Linked DNA regions of Homo sapiens: all the other regions are linked to region 1. A link is a loop called in an ENCODE intact Hi-C map of the cell type or tissue named here. Cell type or tissue: A673. All regions are shown on one strand. Region 1 overlaps IRS2 (insulin receptor substrate 2). Region 2 holds the start of TNFSF13B (TNF superfamily member 13b). Region 3 has its middle 60 kb from the start of LINC00676.

The links. Peaks named below come from ENCODE experiments on the same cell type or tissue, not always from the same donor. Only the 100,000 strongest peaks of a DNase experiment are listed, where the experiment ranks them.
Region 2: it touches region 1 in a loop (9-fold over the local background); 2 of 110 quality-filtered maps call a loop at or near these places.
Region 3: it touches region 1 in a loop (3-fold over the local background); 4 of 110 quality-filtered maps call a loop at or near these places.

What each region holds. Positions count from the first base shown.
Region 1 is chr13:109,774,646-109,782,645 of GRCh38, reverse strand. It overlaps IRS2 (insulin receptor substrate 2), which reads left to right. Exons shown (of 2, transcript NM_003749.3): 1 at 1-604. Among named protein-coding and RNA genes, the nearest start is that of IRS2, 7.9 kb to the left of the region's middle. RefSeq lists an enhancer at 142-708. In A673, no CTCF peak of the experiment used is centred here; DNase peaks (open chromatin) are centred at 395, 755, 3,345, 4,231 and 1 weaker place; H3K4me3 peaks cover 7,379 bases; H3K27ac peaks cover 7,148 bases.
Region 2 is chr13:108,267,059-108,275,058 of GRCh38, reverse strand. TNFSF13B (TNF superfamily member 13b) reads right to left here and starts at 5,341. Exons shown (of 6, transcript NM_006573.5): 1 at 4,825-5,341; 2 at 4,635-4,719. The coding sequence starts at 5,163. RefSeq lists a silencer at 4,436-4,515 and enhancers at 4,416-4,924, 4,876-5,305. In A673, a CTCF peak has its summit at 4,976; DNase peaks (open chromatin) are centred at 4,908 and 6,028; H3K4me3 peaks cover 1,762 bases; H3K27ac peaks cover 3,667 bases.
Region 3 is chr13:109,663,901-109,671,900 of GRCh38, reverse strand. No RefSeq gene overlaps it. Among named protein-coding and RNA genes, the nearest start is that of LINC00676, 60 kb to the left of the region's middle. RefSeq lists an enhancer at 5,159-6,358. In A673, no CTCF peak of the experiment used is centred here; DNase peaks (open chromatin) are centred at 3,900 and 4,640; H3K4me3 peaks cover 960 bases; H3K27ac peaks cover 3,909 bases.

The DNA.
Region 1 (8,000 bases):
CGCGCAGACCCGCAGGGGGGCCGCCGCCGCCACAGTTCCGAGACCTTCTCCTCCACCACGACGGTCACCCCCGTGTCCCCGTCCTTCGCCCACAACCCCAAGCGCCACAACTCGGCCTCCGTGGAAAATGTCTCTCTCAGGAAAAGCAGCGAGGGCGGCGTGGGTGTCGGCCCTGGAGGGGGCGACGAGCCGCCCACCTCCCCACGACAGTTGCAGCCGGCGCCCCCTTTGGCACCGCAGGGCCGGCCGTGGACCCCGGGTCAGCCCGGGGGCTTGGTCGGTTGTCCTGGGAGCGGTGGATCGCCCATGCGCAGAGAGACCTCTGCCGGCTTCCAGAATGGTCTCAACTACATCGCCATCGACGTGAGGGAGGAGCCCGGGCTGCCACCCCAGCCGCAGCCGCCGCCGCCGCCGCTTCCTCAGCCGGGAGACAAGAGCTCCTGGGGCCGGACCCGAAGCCTCGGGGGTCTCATCAGCGCTGTGGGCGTCGGCAGCACCGGCGGCGGGTGCGGGGGGCCGGGTCCCGGTGCCCTGCCCCCTGCCAACACCTACGCCAGCATTGACTTCTTGTCCCACCACTTGAAGGAGGCCACCATCGTGAAAGGTGAGGAGGCCCTTTGCCTTGGCGTCTGGCGGGAAGGAGGGGCGGGGCGCTGAGGGAGCCTCTTGGGTTTCACTGCTCCCACTTTTTGGGGACCTTGACCCAGAAGCCGACAGCCTGGCACTGGCTCCTTGTTTTGTTTTTCTGCGGGCTGCCCTGTTCTCTTCCTTCAGAGAACTTGCCAGGAACATTCGTCTTGGAGTTGAATGTGACGTTTTCCGCGTGGGAGGGAGACTGATTTTTTGAGGCCCCACCCATTCACCCATTCTGTGCGTCCCACAGCCCCCTGTCCCTTAACACAGTGGAAGTTCTCCCAGACCGGCCACACTAGAGGCCGCGGGGCACCCGACTGTCTTCATCCGGCTGCGTGGGTCCGTCCTTCTGGAAGGACCTCGGGTCCGGACCGCTGCCCTCAGCCGCAGCTTTCACCTTTCCCTGTGTTCCTGGAGCTGGGCTCCGCCTGATTCTTGGTGAGCTTGAAGGTTCAGACCTGAAAGTCATTTAAGAAATGAGCATCCATTTTGATGGCTGCTAATAGCGACAGTTAACCATTTCCGTTTTACACACAAACTGTGGGAGCTTTTCCATCAGAGGCATTGTTTTTCTCGGAAGGGGTGAAACGGTAAGGCTGCACACAGCCTAATGCAGTGGTGTTCAACTTGAGCATATGTGGGAGTTACCTGGAGGCTTTGCTGAAACATGGATCTCTGGCCTGTGTTAACCCCGCAGTTTCCGATGCTGTAGCTTTGGGGCGCGGCCCAGGCTGTGCATTTCTAGTGAGTCTCCGCATAATGCCGATGCTGCTGGCCGGGGGACCACCCTGTGAGGACCCTGCCCCAGGTGAGACTCACCTGGGGAGGATTGAAAAATTACCTGTTGGGCCTCACCCCAGACCCGTTGAAGTGAAACATGAGATGGCTAGGAGGCAGGGACGGACATTTTTCAGAGTTGTCCAGGTGATTTGAATGTGCAGCCAGGATTTACAATCAGTGCTTTGGAGAAAACAAGGGAAAGACAAAAAACACAGGTCTTCTCAAGAACAATTGGATAGGAGGGTGCCTGGTATTGTTCTTCCCGTTCTGATCAAATATCCATGAGGAGAGAGAGCTGATGCAGAATGCAGCTGGTGGTGCATTCTGGCTGTCTAAACTTTGAATGGTGTTTGGGGTCGGGGAGATGAGAGGGAAAGGTGAATGCTCAATTCGGGAGACTTTATTTAATTTTGTAGCTGTTTTCTTTGTAGGGTTCCTAGCAGGATAGAGGCTTTGTGGGAACAGTGAAACATATAGTAAAATTTGGATGCTGGATTAGATGTGAGCCTAAGGTGTAAACAGTCTTCAAGGGTCATGAGATGAGGATCAAGGTGGGCTGGAGATTCACAGCCTTTTGTTCTTAAATAGACCAGTTTAGTGCTATCTAAATCCAGCATCTGTTTTATAGTATACTTAGGACTGTCGGTCCATGGGATTTAAAATTATAGCTGTGGGGTGAACTCCCTGTTATTCTAGTGTAATAGAGAAAAGCTATTTCCTTTATTAAAACCGTATACTAGAAGATGAAGAGTCACAGAGAATTATCAGGAGTGTGGTGCTTCAGCATCCAATTAAATCATTGGAAGTCGCCAGAATGTATCCTGTGAACAGTGATTCTCAGCTGAAGGTCACTTTGGTTGGAGTTACTTATACACTATTGCTAGTGTGTCAGAAAGTTGAAGGATTAGCTGCCTTATAAGACACAGACCATTATAAACACAGCAGCAGCAGCAGCAGTATAATTGAGTGGGGAAAAACACACATATTTATGGTCTGCACAAATGGGTATATGCCAGAGTGAACATGAAAGTAAATTACATCTTACCCGAATCTGATTCTAATCAGAAAACAGCCAAGAACATAACACCTTTTCCTGCTTTCAGTGGAGCTGGTGGGACAAACCTGGACTGGGTGGAGCTGGGGCCCCAGCAGTGGGCTCTGCCATAGCAGGCGCCATAAGCTGGAATTTGTGCCTCCAGGCCTGGAGGGACGCAAGGCGTTTCTGATGAAGCCGATACATTCAGAATTGGGGTCCAAATAGGAAATAATGCCCTTTTCAGGCTAGTGAAAATGTTGAACTCTAAGAGATAAGTTTATTTAGAGACTGGATTGAGCTTTTGTTTAAGATTTCCCACCTGCGTAAAATTCCTTTCAGCCCATAGGATTCTTGATTCTGAAGTCCAGACAGAAGCCTGTGTTCTGTAGCTGCTGAACAAAGATGAGAGATCACTGGGGCTGCTGTTTGTCCGAAGTTTGTGTGGGTATCATGATGAACCCTCTTCTAAGAAGTAAAAGGATCTTTTAAATCAAAATAGACAACTGCAGTCAGTCCACCATGCCCAACGACATTTAAAAAAAAAGAAATATCTGCCCCATTGGGTTTCTAGTAAAGTAAGTTGAACACAGAGAACAGCAGAATAGGAAAGGCTAGTGTCACCTTAGTCCACGTAGCACCAAAGTTGTGGTCCGTTGAGACAGAAAGGAAGCATTTAGGAACTTGGGATAAATACCCACTTTTATTTAACTCATACATGCACTAGAAATTTGTTTGGGATGCTCATAAATACAGAGTTCACAGTAGATCAGTGTCCTTTGAGGAAATGATTTGTAGAAGGCCGACTTGCAAAGCATTTCTTTGAAGATGAAATAGAGAAAGCACTTCCTGGGCGGCCCCCTGCCCTGCCTGGCTCTTAGAAGTGGCCTGTGTTTCCACCCTGAGCTCTTCCTGTTCTGCATGGGAAGACCTCGTTAGTGATGCTGATGCAGAATAATTTTGGGGTTATGTGGGTAATGTTTGGTATTTGCATAAGTGATAGCAGAGAGGTAAGGTTCCAGCCATGTCTGGCACTTGTTTACAATAGAATCGTGAATGGGGGTGGGCTTTCAGTGCAAGAGCCAGTTAAAAAGTATATCTCAGGTACATCTGTTTTTATTAGTCCAGAGCAAACTCAAAATTATGCATCTTATTTGAGGGCAGGTTAAGGTTACTTATCATGTGTTTTTGGTGTGTGTGCATGTGGAAAACTCTAACCAATTTGTTAGGTTTCGTTGTTGTTTGGGAATTGGAAAGACGCTACTGAATTTCCTGTGCTTTAAAACTGATTTTTAAAATTAACTTTATATGTTTTTGTGTTAGGATGGTAGATTGATGAATGCCATAAAATTTGCTGTTTTAGTATTCCTTTTTAGTGATTTTAGGGATTTTATTCTAAAATTGGCGTATATATATGTATGTATGTATAAGACAGATTAGATCAGAATTACTACTGAAAGTATCCATATTTAAATTTTGTTGAATAAAAGGATTATCATTTCTTAAGGGGAAAGAATGATAAGAGATATGTTTCCAAAGGGACAATAAAATCACGATTTATGTTGAAAAGTTTTGCCTTTTGAAGTCGTAAAGCAGAGAATTTTCCTAAATTCAGAAATCCAGTGAGGTGATTGACAAACCACACAAGTTTTCTGTTTGCTGTGGCGGGTGCTAGTTTGCTTTAGTTGGCTGGCTCTGGCCATAATAAGACAATAGCGTGCACTGCTGCTGCCCTATTCGCAGGAGCAGACAACTAAGGTGCTAATGAAAACACACACCGGCTTTCGTGAATGAAAGTCACATGACTTGTTCTGTTTCCTTTATTGAAAGAGAAACCTTTACAAAAATAGTACTTCATAGAAGGAAGCATAGTATGTGGAACACTAAACCAGGAATCAGGAAACCAGGTTTCTAGTTGCTGATCTTAATGAGTCATTGTGTGTCTATGGGAGAGCCACTTAATCCTGCCTTCTCACTTTCCCTGTCTGTAAAATGGGGGTAATTATAATCCTCCCCTTTCTGTGTCACAAGGCCGCTGGAAGGTAAATGAGGTCATAAACATCAAGAGTGTTTTAAGCTCTTCTAAAGGAAGATGCTAATAAATCCAGTTGTTGATACTTATTGCTTTGAAACCATGAATGTATACAGGAAAGACACTTTTGTAAATGGGTGCTCTTAAATTGAAACAAACAGTAACAGCATAGTCTGAAAATGGAGCCAGCACCTTAAAAATTGCTTACCTTTACTGCTTATTGCTAGTTCCGCTCCAGGCTCCCAAGAGCCATTGTTTTCCCCCTTTATGTAACTTAAGATCTGTTCATAGATATTTATGAACAGATTGTAACAAAGTGGTGTTCTAAATTACATAGTAAAGTAACAATTAGGGAAAACAGTATGGTAATCCTGAAACTATGTTAAGACTGAACTTCTGATTACCTTTTATTACTGGTTTTTATATTAAGAGATGTTGACAAGATGAAAATGTATAATTAGAATATACATTTTAAAAATCGCCTCTTAATGCCGAATGCATTGAAAGAAAAACAGAACCCTGAGGTTGTTTGACTACTCATTGTTTAGTCTGGGGGTTCATTCTTTGGGGTCGATTTAATGAGGGTGGTCATTCCTGCAGTTTTGATGGTAGCACTGTGCTTATCAAACATAGTAGGAAAATGCGTGATTCTTTTGTTTTTCTACCACCCAAAAAGGAATCTTAGTAGAGAATTGATATTTTATTTTCTTTAGAAGTATGAGTATTTAAAATGAGGCTCTTTTTTCTGAAGAGAAGAACTTGGAAAAGTTTTAGTAACAGCATGAGTATAATGGGTTTTCTGTTAAAATTCCCACTAATGCATTTTCTTTAGAAACGTAGTTCTAAGAGCTAATTTTGGTATCAGATTTGGCAAGTAGAAAGGGTTTTTGTTTGTTTGTTTTGGTTTTTTTCTAGGGGGAGTAGCACAGAATCAAGTGTTCCCATTTCACCTTATAAACTTAAGGGAAAATGTAACTTTATTCTTTCATCTGCATTGCCAAGTAGAATGAGGAAAACACTGGGTGAGGCAAAGTGCTGTGCCCCCCGCCCCCCATCCTGCATTTGGACAGCTGTAATGCAGGTGGATTCTCTGTTTCATTTCTCTAGTACGGATGACAGCAGAATGTATATTTCTATACAAGATGAACAAAACGTTTTAATGTTGGCGTTTTAATGAACAAATGAAAACAAAATTTTCTGAATGTCCAAAAGTATTGGTTATAAACACATTAACTGTCAGATCATGATTTTTGTGAAAAGAATGCTGTCCAAGTTTAGATAGGGACACTCTTTCTATATTTAGTTTGAGTGGGTTCTTCAAGACTGCAGTGGTTATTCTGACTCATTTCAGGTAGATTATTGTACACAGAGTTCAGTGCTAGACTTTTCTGAAGAAAACTAGTAAAGTCATCATTTGGCATGGAGGAGATGATGGGGTTGATGATTGCTACTGATTTCAATTTCTTTCAAGATAGCTACAGAGACTTACATTAACTGGGTGCTAAAATACAATGCATAGGTGAAGGTTAGTGTAGAAAGAGTTGGAGTATATGTTGTATACCAACATTTTGCTCTGTAGGTGCAAATAATGCAAGATGCTTCTGTGTGTTATAGCTTTATTACTTAAGTGAATTCATTACATAAGAATTCTGAAATAGATTGGATTAAAACTTATGGGTTACATGTTTACAAATGATAAAATAGTCAATTTGGTGGTTCTGATTAATTTTCTATTAGACTAGGAAAATACTAAGTTTGTATAGAGTCACTTTTATGTGTCCAAAGACACTGTAAAACTTGAATGGGTAAAGGTGAAGCCTTGGAAACTCTGTCCAGTTTTCTTATGTCATATATGATATCTATATACACAAGGTTTATAAAATATTCCTTGCTTACTGTGTTTTTACTGAAATTTGGAATATTTGATCAAATATTTTGACCCACGATATATTTTTTAAAGATAACTGATCACACGCATTGCACCCTGTAAATGCTGGGTTTTTTTCTTTTTTTTTTTTTGAGACGGAGTCTCACTCTATCACTCAGTCTGGAGTGCAGTGGTGTGATCTCGGCTCACTGCAACGTCCACCTCCCGGGTTCAAGCGATTCTCCTGCCTCCGCCTCCTGAGTAGCTGGGACTAGAGGTGCATGCCACCATGCCCTGCTAATTTTTTGTATTTTTAGTAGAGATGGGATTTCACCGTGTTAGCCAGGCTGGTCTCGATCTCCTGACCCCGTGATCTTCCCGCCTCAGCCTCTCAAAGTGCTGGGATTGCAGGCATAAGCCACTGCGCCCGGCCTAATGCTGGATCTTTTAATATTCATTTTAAAGAGTATCAGGTTTTCCAGCAACAAATATTTGGGGCTGGTGTGTGTGTGTGTGTGTGTGTGTGTGTGTGTGTGTGTGTGTGTGTTTCCATAATATCTCATCCAGTCATGCTCCAGGAGGCTGGATATGATATTTTTCTCCATAACTGAAATTCAAGGATTAATGATGTGTTCTTTGTTCATGTTGAAACTTTATAACTTAAGCATAGTCTACTGCTACTTTATCCCTATACAGTTAGTACAAATACTTGAGTCAGTTATTACGGTGTGGTATGAAATTTCAATTGTTTTCAATGCATAAAAACAGATATTATGATATAGTTCATTATACTATGTGATTTTGTTACTTTACAATCCTATTATACTGTGTGATTTTGTTACCTTAAAATCCTTATGTTTATGTTAAGAATGATTCATTCTTGGATGAGCTTGGTGGCTCATGCCTGTAATCCCAGCGCTTTGGGAGGCCGAGGTGGGTGGATCATCTGAGGTCAGGAGTTCAAGACCAGCCTGGCCAACATGGAGAAACCCCATCTCTACTAAAAATACAAAAATTAGCCAGCCATGGTAGCATGCACCTGTAGTCCCAGCTACTCAGGAGGCTGAGGCAGGAGAATCACTTGAACCAGGGAGGCAGAGGTTGCAGTGAGCTGAGATCGCGACACTGTACTCCAGCCTGAGCAACAAAGAGTGAAATTCAGTCTCAAAAAAAAAAAAAAAAAAAAGAAAGATTTTGCATAGTATTAATGCTTAATCTTTAATATTTAAGAATATGATACAGTGCTTTCTGTATGCATTCTATGGACTTAAATAAGTCAATCTTTGGCCTCCAAAGTATAAGTGTAACAGATAATCCCACAACTTGGTAGACAACTGGCAACTGAAGATTTTGAAAGAATCTTATTGAAGTTGAATGCAATGACGATGTACCATTATTCTGATCAATATTGACGGATAACTGCCTGCCACTCTTCTCTTGGGGTTAAAAGAGTTGTGTAAAATTCAAAGGGTGTTTTTCTTCCCTTTATAGTGGTAAGACATTTTCCTATATACAATATGGTATAATATTCCAAAAAATCCTATGGCATAGGCAGAACCACCATGAACCCCATTCTTTGGAATCAAGAACCTACAGTGTGGAGAGGCCAGATGACTTGCTCCAGATCTCTGAGCCAAAAGGAGAAGGAGTGTCGG
Region 2 (8,000 bases), 1.5 Mb after region 1:
TGATATTATGAAATACATTAAGCTTAATGAGATTTTGGTTTGAAACACAAAGTAATTAAGAAAAACAAAACTAAAGCCAAAGTACTAAATTCTAAAATTAAAACATTAAGTAAAACCACTGTTTACCCATGGGATGCCTGGAAGAGAGTATCATTGGGACATGTTGGCTGATGGTAATTCCCCTCCCTTCTTCTACAGTTTGTGTGAAGTTCCAATAAAAATACTTGGTTCTAAAACATGTAGACAATTAATAAATATGAACATAAATAAACACTTTAAAAGTAAAAAGGACAACTTAAGGTTTTGAGTCTTACTGAAAATAAATCAGAACTTGAATGAAAACAAAAATCAAAGAAAGCTGCATAGAATTTTCTCAATGCCAAAAAATTCCTACTAAAAAACGTCCTTGTGTTACAGACAACTTTTTTGGGAATATAAACATTAATTTTGGAGTATGCTAAATAAAATAAACTTTCCCTCCACCAAAGAATAGTATCTAGAACAACATTCAAATGAATTTCCTAATTTTATTAACAAGGAATAGTAGACATGATGTCATTAAGATTCTTATCTTCAAATCTTCCACCTTGGATTTGTGAAAGTTATGAGTGTGTATACTATGTCCTATTTGAATATATACACATAACACATATGCACACTATGTATGTATATATATGTATATATATATATATTTGTATGTGTATATATTTGTACATATATTTGTATAAATATATGTATTTGTTCATATATGTATTGTTCATATGTATTGTTCATATGTATATGAACAAATACAGTTGATCCTTGAACAACACAGGAATTAGGGTCACTGACCCCATGCAGTCAAAACTTTGTGCTTAACTTTTGACTCCCAAATCTTAATTACTAACAGCCCACTGTTGACCAGAAGCCTTTCTGATAACAAAAACTCAATCAATACGCATTTCATAAATTATATGTATTATGTAGTGTATTCTTACAATAAAATAAGCTAGAGAAAAGAAAATGTTATTTTAAAAAATCATAAGGAAGAGAAAATGCATTTACTATTCATTAAGTGGAAGTGGATCATTATAGAGTTCTTCATTCTTCACATTGAGTAAGCTAAGGGGGAGGAGGGAAAGGAGGCGTTGGTCTTGCTATCTCAAGGGTGGAAAGTGGAAGAAAATCCACATACAAGGGGACCCTCGCGGTTCAAACCTGTGTTGTTCAAGGGTCAACTATAATGTCATGACTCTTCTTTGCTTCCTGGGAGCATTTCCAGCATCACTATCGCATTTTCTATAGGTCTCATGGTGTTATTCAAGGTTTATGATATTGCATTACACAAGAAGAAAAATACACACAAATCATGAGAAATCATTTTTACTGCAATATCCAACTGATTGGAGATACAACTGGCTCATGCAGAGATGATTAGCATCACATGGTGTTTTAAGCAGATACTCACAGCACTTGAGCTCACTGCAGTAGCAACAGGAGGTGGCTATGAAATTATTACAGTAGTACAGTATGTACCACAGTTAATTTTATGCAGTGATGACTTAATACTGCATGTTTATGTTTGTTTCCATTTCTCTAGACTACAAAGGGCGCTATGTACAGTCTGTTTGTATGCATATGTTTTGAGAATTTTTAACTTTTGTGTATATTTTATGATAGTAATAAGAAAATAGACCAGTATCTACATATATTTTATACATTCATGACATGGCTAATTAATCTTAATATTTTCAACATTTCAAAGATACACAGTTCTTCCATGAGTTTTTTCAAATTATCACAAATCTACAGATAATTTTCCAATAGGTTTATTGAAAAAAAAAATCCACCTGTAAGTGTATCCATGCTGTTAAAACTTGTGTTGTTCAAGGCTCAACTGTGTGCAATATATACCTATATGCACACTGTATTAAGGTTTATTAAAAAGTCTAGGGCAAACCATGAAATAATAATAGTAGCTACTTCTGGGCTGTGGAAATCTGGGCAAATTTTTTTTCACTTTGTTAGAATCTACAAATTGCAAATTATTTGGTGAAAGATTCTCATCAGTATACTATTCCTGGATGCCATTAAAACACAAATACATAAAAGTATTAATAGGAGAATTTTGGGAAAATGTGACCCAAGAAGTTATTTCTTTCCTACTCTATTATTCTTTTCTTCTTAAATCTGCTGAAATGAGTCTACATCTTTTTTTTTAATTGTAAAGTTAAAGTTTATTTTTAAAACTAATATTTAGAAACGGGGATATTAGCAGTGAAGGTTAAGGAGATTGAAGGATCCTGACCCTACTAGTTATTGAAGCCTCTTATAATACAAATTACCTTAAAAATATTCTTTAAAGCATATAAATAGAATAATCAATTAAAAAAAAGAGTCTCAAATAGATTCAACTCTTATGAGGAACTTAATAAAACACAGTAAGCTTTTCAACACCAAGGAGTTAAAAAGAACTATTTAATACATTTGGTTGAGATACCAGTTAGAAAGGAAAAAAGAGAGAGGGGGAAGTTAAAGCCAATGTGAGATGATTCATCAAAATAAACAACAGAAGGACTAATGAGTTAAAACAAAACACTCAACTATGAAAAAGTCAAAGTGGCAGGGAGTCAACTACTTAAGAAAACATGAACAAATGTATTTTTAGCTTTAATATTAGGGAAAATTTTTTAAAGATTATCACTTTACTATAGAGAAATGCAAAATGTTCAAGTAAAAAAAGAAGCAAAACTGTTAAAATATTTACATCAAAATTTTGATCAATTATCAATATGTCTAATTAGGAAGAGCTTATCCAAAATTATAAAAACATGGGACAGACAAGTGGAGACAGTTATAAATAAAAATTAGCAAAAGATAAAATTATAAATAATCAAAATATGCAGAAAGTTTATTCATATTAGTAAACAAGCAACACATCAAAATAAATGTGAGATATTGTTTTACAACTACTAAACTAGTCAAAATACACTTTAAAAATAACATGCAAGCAAGAATGTGGAGAACCGGTACACCACATTTTTGATTGCATGTATAACTCATTTTGAAAACAATATGGCAGTCGGAAGCAAGGGTGATGAAGATGTTTCTTCTCCCTAGCTCAGATATTCCACTATATGAATTTTATATTGAATATATAATTTCACAGAAATAAAAGAGTTCTGTGCAAAACTTTTGCATGTTGTATTATAGCAAAGAGAATGGAAATAACCATTTAAAACAATTGTTAGATAAATTAATACAGATATATGAAAAATACTTAGAAATAGGAAAAATCCTTATTGTATAAGTCAAAACAAAAAATATTATAGTATATATTCCGTATTATTTTCAATTATGTAGGAAATATAGACTATAAAATGCAGACGATAAAAATAATTGATGTGTTAAAATAATAAAAATGTGCATGTTTCCTAATTTAAAAATGTTTAAGCCCAGTTATTCCTGATAACTAGTATAAAGATACAATAACCAGATACCAAAAATTATGGTTTTATAAAATAAGAAACAATTTTTTATGAATAAAGCATATAGTCAAAAAATAAGTTTATAGTCAGGGTACCTCATGCGTGTGTGTGTGTGTGTGTGTGTGTGTGTGTGTGTGTGTGTGTGTGATAGAAGGGTCCCTGGTCTATCTCTCACTACATTTCTTATGCAATTCTCTTCAGAAGTGAAAATATACATAAATTATTGCATGTATTCTGTGGACTTCATAGCGTCACTGTGAAGGTTAAACGAAATAGTATGTTTGAAAATGCCTATTCTGGTCTATAGCTGTACGATACGTTCCAGGTGCTCAAAAAATATTCTTTCAATATATTTAATAAAAGGACAATAATATTAAGAATTTGTTATATTATAACTTTAATAAATGTATACAAAGATTCTTTTTTTCACCTTCAAATGAAAGAACTAGAATCGATCATTTTGGTAGGCCCCACCAACTCTGTAAAGTTCCGTGGAATGAGCAGAACATGAAGAAAGTCAGAAATCAGTAAAGGACGATTATAAGAAGACGATAAATGCATGGATCCCCTGGAAAAGCGTACCTTAAAGAGAAGCTTTAAAATCTGTGTGTGTGTCTGTGCGTGTGTGTGTGTGTGTGTGTAAAATAACCTTTTTAACAAATAAACAAAATTAAAGTACAACATACAGGGCCTTTCATTACAACCTTCACCTGGTTTCACAACATGTAATGTACATTCAGAAAACAGATGTCTTTAACTTTCTATGACCCAGGTAGTAAGCAAAGTCTAATTCTAACATGTAATGCTTTTTTTTATTTTTCTGGAGTGATGAATAATGCTTCTCACATGGGAGGGCATTATCTACCTGAGGAAACACATATGGCCCTTTTATCTCCTCTATGCTTAATGCACAGATAAATACTTACACACGCACAGAGAAATGCTTCCAGTCACACGATCTGCTCATTGGAGGAAAAAGCACACCCATGCAGCCTGTTACATTTGCCAGCGCTGGGGCTTTGCTCTAAAGCAATGTCTGCTTTGGATGGCAAATTTCATAGTCTCTATTTAATAGGTTCATAGAGGGGATACTCACCTCCAGCTCCCCCAGACTGGATGTTATTCTCTAATCCCTGACTCCTAAAAGTGTCTGTGCCCAAAACATACCTGTTTCTTCTGGACCCTGAACGGCACGCTTATTTCTGCTGTTCTGACTGGAGTTGCCTTCTCCTGGAGCTGGTGGTTCAAAGATCTATGAACAGAAAAACTTCAAGTTATTAGAAAGACAGCTGAGGCGAGGGAGAGGCAGCAGTGTAGGCAGGATCTTGCCTGCGTCTTGCAGCTGCTGCAAACTCACTTTCAGTCCCGCGGTGACAGCTGGAGCTTCCTCCAGGCCGGCCTTGGGGGCTCCTGCTCCTGCTGGCAGCTTCTCCGCGTGGTGGCCCTGCAGCTCTGCCCGGAGGCTGGCCAGGTCCCCTTGCAGGGCGGCCACCTGGTAGAAAGACACCACCGTGAGGCAGCAAGACAGCAGTGCCAGCAGCAAGGTTGCAGCCAGCAGCTTTCCGTCTTTGGAGGATCGGACAGAGGGGCTTTCCTTCCGTGGGAGGATGGAAACACACTCCTTCAGTTTCATTTCTTCTCTTTTCTTAAGGCAAGAAGTAAGGCGTGACTGCTCCCTTTCTGTGGAGTCATCCATATCACTACTTGAACTTTGAAGGTTGGGGCCTTTAGAATAAGTGACCACAGGGAATGGATCATTTCCTGTTATCTGTGTTTGTTGATGTCCTGCGTGCACTACATGGCAGGGCTTGGCTCACCCCTCAGGAGAGTTATCCTGAATTTTCTCCTTTCTGCCTTTCTGCATCTCTACCCCTACTGTACAGTAGGTTTGCTGGCATTTACCCTCCGATTGGATTGCTCAATCTGTCTTCCTCATTTCACTTTCAGTTTTTGTAAGAATTTCAAAGTCTTCTCATAACACTCATGCTCAAGTAGATTTAAAACCCCTTAAATCTGCTGAGGAAACTTGGAGTTTGGATTGGCACAGTCAAGGGAAAGCTTTTAAGATATGCTCAGGTCTGAGAAGCCCACCCTTAAGTGTAGCAAGGGAACTCTGTCTGCTTGGGACCACATGGCTTCATAAGGAAGGGGGAAAAGCAGCTGAAAGTTCCTGCTGCTGTCATAAAAATAATTAATGTGAAGGTCAGATAAGCTAAGTGTTTTAGCATTGAATTGTTCTTAGCTAGAGAGTGATTTATTAACAGTCTTCAATTATGAAATAAAATGGAGAATCCTTGAAGGAAGTGTGGAAGTAAGTCCACTGGGAATTATTCATATTATTATACTAATAATGTCATAAAAAGAATGAGAGTAAATGTTACAGACGTATTTAGGTTAGATATCTGAAGGATTCTCTAAATATAAGTGAATATATTTTTAAGGAAAACATGCATAAACTTTTTCCTTCTGGGACTCATCACTGAAACTCAATCATGCATATGAACAGCCTGTCCCAAGGAGCCTGGTCTCAGCTTTTCTGCTCAGACTTCTGAGGCTTTAAGTCCCCGCTCAATATGATACTAGTTGAGGAGAATCAGCCTTGCCTCCAGCTCCAAATGCCTGACTGCTACCATTAACCACTCTCAAGTAGCTTGTCTACAACTCCCATGTTGACTGTGCCACAGCCTAACAGGTCGGTGTACAAGAGGTCCTTGATCACACAAGAGCCACCTTAGCTTTGGATTTTTCTGTTGTTGACTTGGTGGACCTGTGAGGACTGTTGCATTCATTCTAGTCCTGCCTTATCCTGATGGCTGGTTCCTGGACATTCCCCAGTTTTTCACTGCTTTGCCCCAGCATTGAAATATTGATTCATCTTTCAACAAACGTTACTGAGCACTTACCAAGCCCTGGGTAGTCACTACTCCCCTGTGGACTAAGAATAGTGAGCTTTAGTTCTGTCTCACTCTACATTTCCACACAGTCTTAAGTAAGAAGTTTACAGAAATGATATAGTGCAAAGTGGAGAACTCCAGACCCAGGCTTCTAGACTGCAAATCCTGCCTCACCCTCGCTCTCCTTATGCAAAGTACATAATCTCTCTGTGATTCCATTTCCTCACCTGTGAATTCGTATGACGATATTAACTGTCCCTGGGATACATAATGAGGCTTACAAGAATGTGGAAACAAATTACATTTTGGATGCTTCCATTTAAAAAAAAATTATTTCCACAGGTTTTTGGGGAATAGGTGGTATTTGATTACATGGTTAAGTTATTTAGTGGTGATTTGTGAGATTTTGGTGCACCCATCACCCGAGCAGTGTACACATTGAACCCATTTTTTAGTCTTTTATTCCTCACCCCCCTCCCACCCTTTCCCCTGAGTCCCTAAAGTCCATTAGATCATTCCTATGTCTTTGCATCTTTGTAATTTAGCTCCCACTGTGAGTTAGAACATACAATGTTTGGTTTTCCATTCCTGAGTTACTTCACTTAGAATAATTGTCTCCAATCCCATCCAGGCTGATGCGAACATCATTAATTCATTCCTTTTTATGGGTGAGTAGTATTCCATCATATATATGTATCATAGTTTCTTTATCCACTCATTGATTGACGGGCATTTGGGCTGGTTCTATATTTTTGCAGTTGTGAATTGTGCTGCCATAAACATGTGTGTGCAAGTATGTTTTTCGTATAACAACTTCTTTTCCTCTGGGTAGATACCCAGTAGTGGGATTGCTGGATCAAATGGTAGTTCTACTTTTAGTTCTTTAAGGAATCTCCACACTGTTTTCCATGGTGGTTGTACTAAATGATCAGGGAAATGTAAATCAAAAGCACGGTGCAATGCTTCCATTTTTTCATTCACTTTTATTCTTTACATTCAAAGTATGAATGAAACATTTTTCAGTTACAAACAGTGCTCTAATAGATATTTTCTACAACTGTGCTTGTAACGTCTGCAAGGGTTTCCCAGCAAATGCCTGCTGAGGGAGAAGCACATCTTCACTTTTACAGGCACCACCCAGTTACCCTCTGACGAGTTCCCATTTCCTCATTGTCTTACTACAAAATGACGCAGTCAGACTTACTTGTTTTTACCATTAGGATTGTTTTTTGTTTTTTGTTTTTTTCCCTTTGCATCTGCAAGTTTCCAAGACCTTTTAAAAATAACTTGTTATTATCCTGGCCCCCAAAATAAGCTGCTCTCTAATTTTTCTTACCTATAACTCCCACAATAAGGTGACCGTGCCCCAGTCTAACAGGTACGTAGACAAGAGGTCCTCCATCAACCTTCTCAGGTGGAAGTCTTCTTTTAGAAGGATGTTTGTAAACCCTTTTGCATCAGGAATGACAGTCCAATTCTTTTCTGTCAGTTCTTGTTCCAGAACAATTAGGGTGAGTCATACGGAGTAACCTTGCCATAAAAAATGGAATTCGTATGGGAATTGTATGAAGGCCTTCTTACTGAAAGTCATTGAGATCCTTTAGATGATGTGTTTGTGTATTCTTATGATTTAAATACA
Region 3 (8,000 bases), 110 kb after region 1:
AGGGACATGTCAGCTAGCCAGGAAACTGAGTTGACTAGGTCCTCTTGAAGGTTTCATTGTAACATTGGGTACCCATCCAAGTCCTAGTGGCCTTTGTCTCAGATTGCTGCATAAAAGTGGCTCAACATGAAGGCCAATGTGAAGACATATTGGATAAGGGAATTCATTTCTGTTTCTTTCTGCCACCGCCCCTCATTTATTTTATCACCATAAAGATGTAATTCACATATCATGATACCAACTTTTAAAAGGAGTGTAGTTCAGTAGTTGTTCGTGTATTCACAGAGTTGGCAACCATCTTCACCATCTAATTTCAGAATGTTCTATCATCCCAAAGAGAAGCCCCATAGCCATGACACCCCATTTCTCTTGACTCCTAGTCCCTTACAACTACTAGTCCACTTCCTGTCATGATTGACTTGGGTACTCTGGATATTTCATATAAATGGAATCATACGTTATATGTTGTGTCTGGCTTCTTTCACTTAACGTAATGTTTAAAGGTTCATGCACGTTGTAGTGTGTGCTAGCACTTCATTTCTTTTTTATGACTAAATAATATTCCATTAAAGAGATATATACCACATTTTGTTTCCTCATTTTCTAACTTTTCAGTAAGAATTTAAAAAAACACACCAATACAATATGCTGTCTTTTAACATGCTAGCCCTAACATGGTAATGCCTGGAATATTGTCCACGAATTTCTCTGGTGTTTCTTTGGTGACTTGTTTACTTCCTCAGTGATGTTGCACTGTTGTGTTCTGACCCTGTCTGAGTCCTGTCTGTTCTCTGGCTTGAGAGTGGCTTTGACTGAGCTTTGGGATAGGACTGCTGTTGGTCTGCAGTTATCACGTTCAGACTTTATCTGAGATGCGGACTTTGGGCCAGATAAATGCAGGATTTTCTGAACTCACTGGTGAGGAAAAGCATTTGCTACCGCTGGTTCTTCGACAGCATATAACTTTCCCTAAGTCAGGAGTGCGTGTGTGTGGTTGCTGGGTGTGGGTGAAGATAATCAATTTTATGCTTCTGATAACCTTTCAAGATTTGCAGCAAAAGAACTTGGTGGCCCTGAAGACTCTTTTTCCTCTTCCCATTCCTGGGTCTAACAGTTACAGTCATGGCTGTTCTGAAGCTGAGCACTTGGTGGTGTCCATGACTTTAATAACATGTGCTGGGAGCGGTGGCTCACGCCTGTAATCTCAGCACTTTGGGAGGCCGAGGTAGGCGGATCACTTGAGGCCAGGAGTTCGAGACCAGTCTGGCCAACATGGTGAAACCCCGTCTCTACTAAAAATACAAAAATTAGCCGGGCTTGGTGGTGGGCACCTGTAGTCCCACCTACTAGGAGGCTGAGGGAGGTGAATCGCTTGAACCCAGGAGGCGGATGTTGCAGTGAGCAAGATCTTGGCATTGCACTCCAGCCTGGGTGACAGAGCGAGACTCCGTCAAAAAAAAAACAACAAAAACAAACAAACAAAAAACAAAAAAAACCCTAAACAGTGCTGGGGACAGGCACCACAACTTAACAGGGCATCTGCCCTGTGAAGCCACAGAGGTAGGTGGTGGGTGTCTTGAGGTGGGGGGAGAAAGGCAAGATTGCTGCTGGGCAAAGTGGAGACAGTGAGGTTCAAGCCACCATGCGTCCCAGCAGGTGTGGAGGTCACACCACTCAGCAGGTGGAGGATGCACCGTCACCCACTGTGAGGCAGGGACCTTCCTGTGGGTTCACAGAGGAGCCCTCCAGCAATGGAGTAACACTGCAGCTGGCTGCTCTGCTCAGGGTCGCAGCCCAGGGTAGAGTGGAAGACAGAGGAGCAGGCTGGTGAGGACAGGCTGCTGAAGGCTTCCACTTTAGTCTTCACATCTAACTCGGGGCGGCTTCATAGCAGGGAGATAGTCAGCAAGAACTTCCAAATCATTTTCAAAGTCTATCAGGAACATTTCTGGCTCAGAATCTCACGCTCCCTCCTTTCCAGAGCTACGTTCCTTTGTATTTTCTATAGAAGCAGACGTAGGATCTAAGCATATGTCTCTGAGGGTGCCTGGACTAAGAAATCCAGGAGATTCAGTGAAGAATTGTGTTATGTTTTTTTTTTTTTTTTTTTTTTTTTTTTTTTTTTTTTTTTTTTGTCGTATGCTTGGCAGAGAGCAGGTAATTGGGCCCATCATTATTTAGGGCTAAAAATTTGTTGATTTGAGATTTTTTGGGATTGGCTAAAACCTACTTCAGAACAACATGGGAAGGAAAAGAAAAGCTATCTTTGTTTCAGGAATGCCGGGCTTCAGCTTCCCTGGTGAGTAAATGAAGAAACTGCCTGCGACTGCTTGGCCTCAGACTGCCTTGCGAAGGCTCCTTCTGGCACAATTTGGGCTTTGAACTTCTCCCTTAATTTCTGAATCTGTGTTGTGATAATTGGCTTTGGAAAGGTTACGAGAGGTTGACTCTGGCCTGACACGGAGGCTCTAGCCAATGCCAGAGAGGTAGGCTTGGTGCCAGAGCTCACCTCAGACCCACATCTCCAGGGAGTGACAGGAACAGAAAATCAGCCAAGCTACTGTGACCCAGTCGTTCAGCAAATGTCGGAGCGTTGCAATGCCTGCCCCCACCCTACCCCAGAGCAAGGCTGGGCACCTGAACACTGTGTGGGGTACTCTGCGTCTGTGCTCTGGGGAAGGGGGCTGTGAAATTCACCTGGAGATCTGTTTTAAGACCTGCGCTTTCGAAATGCTCTCAAACTCTTTTATCAAGACAGTACAGCTTGGACAAATGTCCACAATAGAGAAGCAGTGACATCCCTTGGACCTCCGGGAACAGCAGCCCTGTCTGTCTCTGAACGGGCCTTCCTCCCTCAGGCTCCTCTCACCCCTCGGGGCTGCCCTCAGGGGAGGATGGCCTCACCCAGTGAAGGTTAACTGGGCCCTTTGTTTGCAAATGGCAGGACAGGAGCTGGTGCTAGCTGATCATGAGGCTTTTTACAGCATCAAAGTGCTGCAGTTTACTAAGAAATCAGGAAAGCATATTCCAAAACAGGGTTGTCTTCTAGGAAGGAACAGAGAGGACTCTGCCTTTCTACTTTCAGGCATCCAGCCCTGTATGCTCCACCAGGGTATCTGTGAGGAGAGGCAGCGTGAGCAGGCCCAGTGGAAGCAGGGATGGAGAAGGAGGGGTCTCCCATAACTCACTGCAGATGCTGAGTATAATTAAAATGTGAATTACATGTGTCTAACATGGTAAAGAGGCTCAGGTAACTGAGCGAGGTTTTCTCCTTGAAGGTAGAAATGTCTGTGTAAGGAGGTCATTCCACCTTTTGGGCTACCTTTAAATGAGTGTTTTTGAAGTGGTATTCTTTAAAAAAAATTTTTTTAAATGCAATCTGTCCTTGTTCTCTTTAAAGCAAATATCTACAGAGATGTTTATCACATTATCATACCTCTGGTTGGAAACAATATTTTTGACTTGATGGATTTTATATTTTCACTATTAGAAGCTACTCCTTTATTCCCAAGTATAAAATTCTAGCTTCAAAGTAAATGCTTGGCCAATCAACACCAAATAAGGCAGGAAAAAAAAAAAAAAAACGCAGAAAACTCACAAAGCCTCAGATTATAAGGGGCCTAGTCAGGTTTCAGAAACTCTAGTCCAAACAGGCATTCCTAACCTAGCCCAGGCAGCTCTTACCTCAGGCACTTAGCAACGCGCAGGCCTTTTGAATTTGCTTAAAACTATTAAGAAGTAATTAAGTAGTTAGAGGGTCTTTTTCAGCCCTGAGGTCCAGGAGGTGGGCTAAATGAAAGAAAACAAGCGCAATCGCTCAGCCTTGTCTTCCTTCTAGCTGACCTTGCACGCTAATAAATTCATCCTGTATTTTTCTGCTACTGCCAATTTATGGCCTACAGGAAACTAATCTTGTACAATAACTACCTTCCTGTACTTAGTTCCTAAATAGAGCCAAATGGATTTGGTGGCGGAAGAGCTCCCCAGCACTTCCTGTGAGGCAGTTGCTGAGCCCAGCAAGATCTGATAGAGGCTTGATGCGCTTATCGACTCTGACGATATAATTATGTTCTTGTTTTGGCTGCCCTGCACTTAAGCACAGAAAATAAAAAAGCAATCCTCTGTACAACGCCTACCACAATGATTTAAACTTCAAACTGGAGGGTAAGATGTGTATTTGAAACAAGCCACGTAGGCACAGTTATGGTGAATTTAGGGAGTGAAACACACAGGTGATCAATATTTCACTGGAGTCTTTGATATAAAATATATATCTGCTCTGTGATTTCAAAATATTCACAAAGGAGTAAATTTTTTAATGAGCTAATGAAAGAACTGTGTTTTCATTTCAAACGGGAAGAGAGGGAGAAAGAGAGAGAGAATAGAAATATAGAGCCATTTCTTCAGTAATAGTTTACAACCAGTTTGCCACAGGCTTGGATTAAAGTAAGGAAAGGCTGTCAAAACGCAGGGTAACCTGTGTGATATCTTTTCAGACCCTCAAATAGCTCAAATACTACGCTGGGAAAACTCAGAGTTTGTCCTTTAAAGAACCTGAAAGTGTTTAATCTTTGATAAGTGCAGGCTCCTCAGGCTTTGCCGCTTCCCCACACCGGATTTGCCTGCCACTCACCCATACCGATCTGATGACTTCATGTGGACACGGATCGGTCCCGTATGACAGCGTCTTCTTCCTGTGCTCATTTATTCTAGAACTATAGCAAAGCTGCTAATGCAAAGGGAAGCCTTCTACAAAAAGGATGAAGAAATCACCCTGACCAAGAGACCGAAGCAAAGATGAAAGGAAGGCATAAATAATCGCAGCTCGGGTCCGATGAGACTTATTGCTGGGGCTTTCAGACCTAGAGAGGTAGCAGGGGCGGGGTGGGGGTGCCTGTACGCGGGGGCGGGGTGTCCCACCCAGTTGACCTGGATTAGAGCCCATGGGGCTGCATTCCGGGCTTCCGTGTTTCCCAAAGTTATGTGGTGGCGGGGGGCCTGGCTGTTAAGGATCTGGGGATGTGGTTACCTATGGCCTCTGAGGGTGACACCAGCTGTCCAGCACTGTGAAATCAAACAATGGTAGTGGGCCAGAAAGATGGCTTAGCTTCCTCCTGAGTATGAGCAAGTTTCCGTAACTGTGAATCATCCTTCCCCAACCATAAAAGTGGGCATATTAATACCTGTCTTGTAAGAATCCTGTGAAGATCAGGGATAACAAATGCAACTTAATAAAAGTAACCTGTTATGTGTTGGCTGGTGATGCCATAAATGTATTTTGTAAAATCTTTATAATGGTGACTAACCAATATATTATTATTAATAGCAATAGGAGTATTGTCTGATTCAAAGGGCGCATTTAGATTGTGGTAATTCTGTGTGTGGCTGGATGGGAGACTGGAGGGGGCTGGAGGTTTTAGGATGAGTGGGACAGGGATTATTAGAAGTGGCTAATAAAGAGATCAAAGAAGTAACTTTGTTCCTAATTTTTAAAATCATCATTCTACCTCACTCTCCTAAAAGTGATGAGGATCATAATATTTATGCCTTACGTTTATACAGGACTTTATACTTGAATATCCCTTTTACATCTCTGGTCCGTTTTAGAAATTTGAGCCTAAACATGGGAAGCAGAAAAAAAGTCAATGTGGAAAAGCACTGTGCCCATCCCAGTTTGGCCAGAATGATTTCAGATTGTTATCAAGAAAGGGAATAGCGGCAGCATGGTTTGGTTTTCCTCTCTCAAGAGGACTGGACACAGGGAAGGAACAGGAAAAAACCTCCTGAGCAAAGCAAGGTTCCAGAACAGACTAGTTCAAAGCCTACACATGGTTAGTGCTCCGTGGAGGTGCCAGCTCACGGTTGGTGCACCGTGGAGGTGCCAGCTCATGCTTAGTGCACCGTGGAGGTGCCAGCTCACGGTTAGTGCACCGTGGAGGTGCCAGCTCACGCTTAGTGCACCGTGGAGGTGCCAGCTCACGCTTAGTGCACCGTGGAGGTGCTGACTCATGGTTCGCGCACAGCAGAGGCTCTGCGTTTTGGGATTCGTCTGTTCTAATTGTAGCCTTTCACTTACTGCCCTAAGACTGGCATGGAAACTATGTCTTTGAGTGATGAAAGGGCATCCGGTGTGTGGAAGCTCCTTGCAGAGTTTCTCCATATTGTCTCCTTGATAGAATGTAGCTTACTGCTGGCTTGCTTTGCACATGGCAGTCACTCGGTGCATGCTGGTGGAATAATTGAATGGAAGCTCCAGGGCCATCACCTGCACACAGTCCCCCGGAGGCCCTTTCTTCTCTCATATCTCAGCTTCCCACTGCTCAGCTTGATGTCAGGGAGACATCCTTGGTCTCCAGGAGGTGAGAGGGAACAGAACACTAACACCCCAGTGAAACACAGATTGACTTATTGTTTAGCAGCAACCAGGCAGGCATGGGCTCCCTCCCCGCTGCCAGCATCCACACGCACCTCCTCCGTAGCCATGGTAATATTTCCCACATGCCACAAGTCCGTGACATGGTCCTAATGAATAGAATGCTTTATGTTTAGCCCCAAACGTGGTCATTATCCATATATTTGAAAGAAAAGGCTCAAACAAAAACAAGGACGCCTGATGCGAAGCTCCCAGCCTGTGGGTTCTTTGCCATGGGCCTATTGGATGGGAGGTTTGGGCTGCAAGACAAGCTGTGACTTTACCTCCTTGAATGTGCTGATTCTAAAGAGTCGATTTCAATCTAAGGAAGGACATTGGGGGGATTGGAAAAAGTGAAGAGATTGTACAGAAGCTCACAGCTAGCAGGTGATGGAGGCTGAGCCCAGGAGTGCTTTTTCCACTCTCCCAGGCTGCTTAAAAAATAAATTGTATTTGAATGTGCTCACATTAATTTTGCTACCAGTTTACTGTCGTCAAAATAGTGTCAATGAATGCAAGTTCTTAAAAGACCTGCAAGTCCCACCTGGGAGGTGGGGCAGCACAGGACATGAGGAGTTGGTGGTGAATGAGAATTTGAGAATGTTCAATTCATCCCTCATTAGCCATGTGATCTCAGGCAGCCCGCTGATCATTTCTGTGTCTCAGGTTCCTACTCTGTGAGGGAGAGAGAGAGAATAATTGCACCCCCTTTGAATGTAAGCATCTCCCTTAGGAGATGAATACACACGGTGGAGTGACAGTAGCCAAGTTTTTTTTTTTTTATACTTTAAGTTTTAGGGTACATGTGCACAACGTGCAGGTTAGTTACATATGTATACATGTGCCATGTTGGTGTGCTGCACCCATTAAGTCGTCATTTAACATTAGGTATATCTCTAAATGCTACCCTCCCCCCTACCCCCACCCCACAACAGGCCCCAGTGTGTGATGTTCCCCTTCCTGTGTCCATGTGTTCTCATTGTTCAGTTCCCACCTATGAGTGAGAACATGCGGTGTTTGGTTTTTTGTCCTTGTGATAGTTTGCTGAGAATGATGGTTTCCAGCTTCATCCATGTCCCTACAAAGGACATGAACTCATCATTTTTTATGGCTGCATAGTATTCCATGGTGTATATGTGCCACATTTTCTTAATCCAGTCTATCATTGTTGGACATTTGGGTTGGTTCCAAGTCTTTGCTATTGTGAATAGTGCTGCAGTAAACATACGTGTGCATGTGTCTTTATAGCAGTATGATTTATAATCCTTTGGGTATATACCCAGTAATGGGATGGCTGGGTCAAATGGTATTTCTAGTTCTAGATCCCTGAGGAATCGCCACACTGACTTCCACAATGGTTGAACTAGTTTGCAGTCCCACCAACAGTGTAAAAGTGTTCCTGTTTCTCCACATCCTCTCCAGCACCTGTTGTTTCCTGACTTTTTAATGATCACCATTCTAACTGGTGTGAGATGGTATCTCATTGTGGTTTTGATTTGCATTTCTCTGATGGCCAGTGATGATGAGCATTTTTTCATGTGTTTTTTGGCTGCATAAATGTCTTCTTTTGAGAAGTGTCTGTTCATAT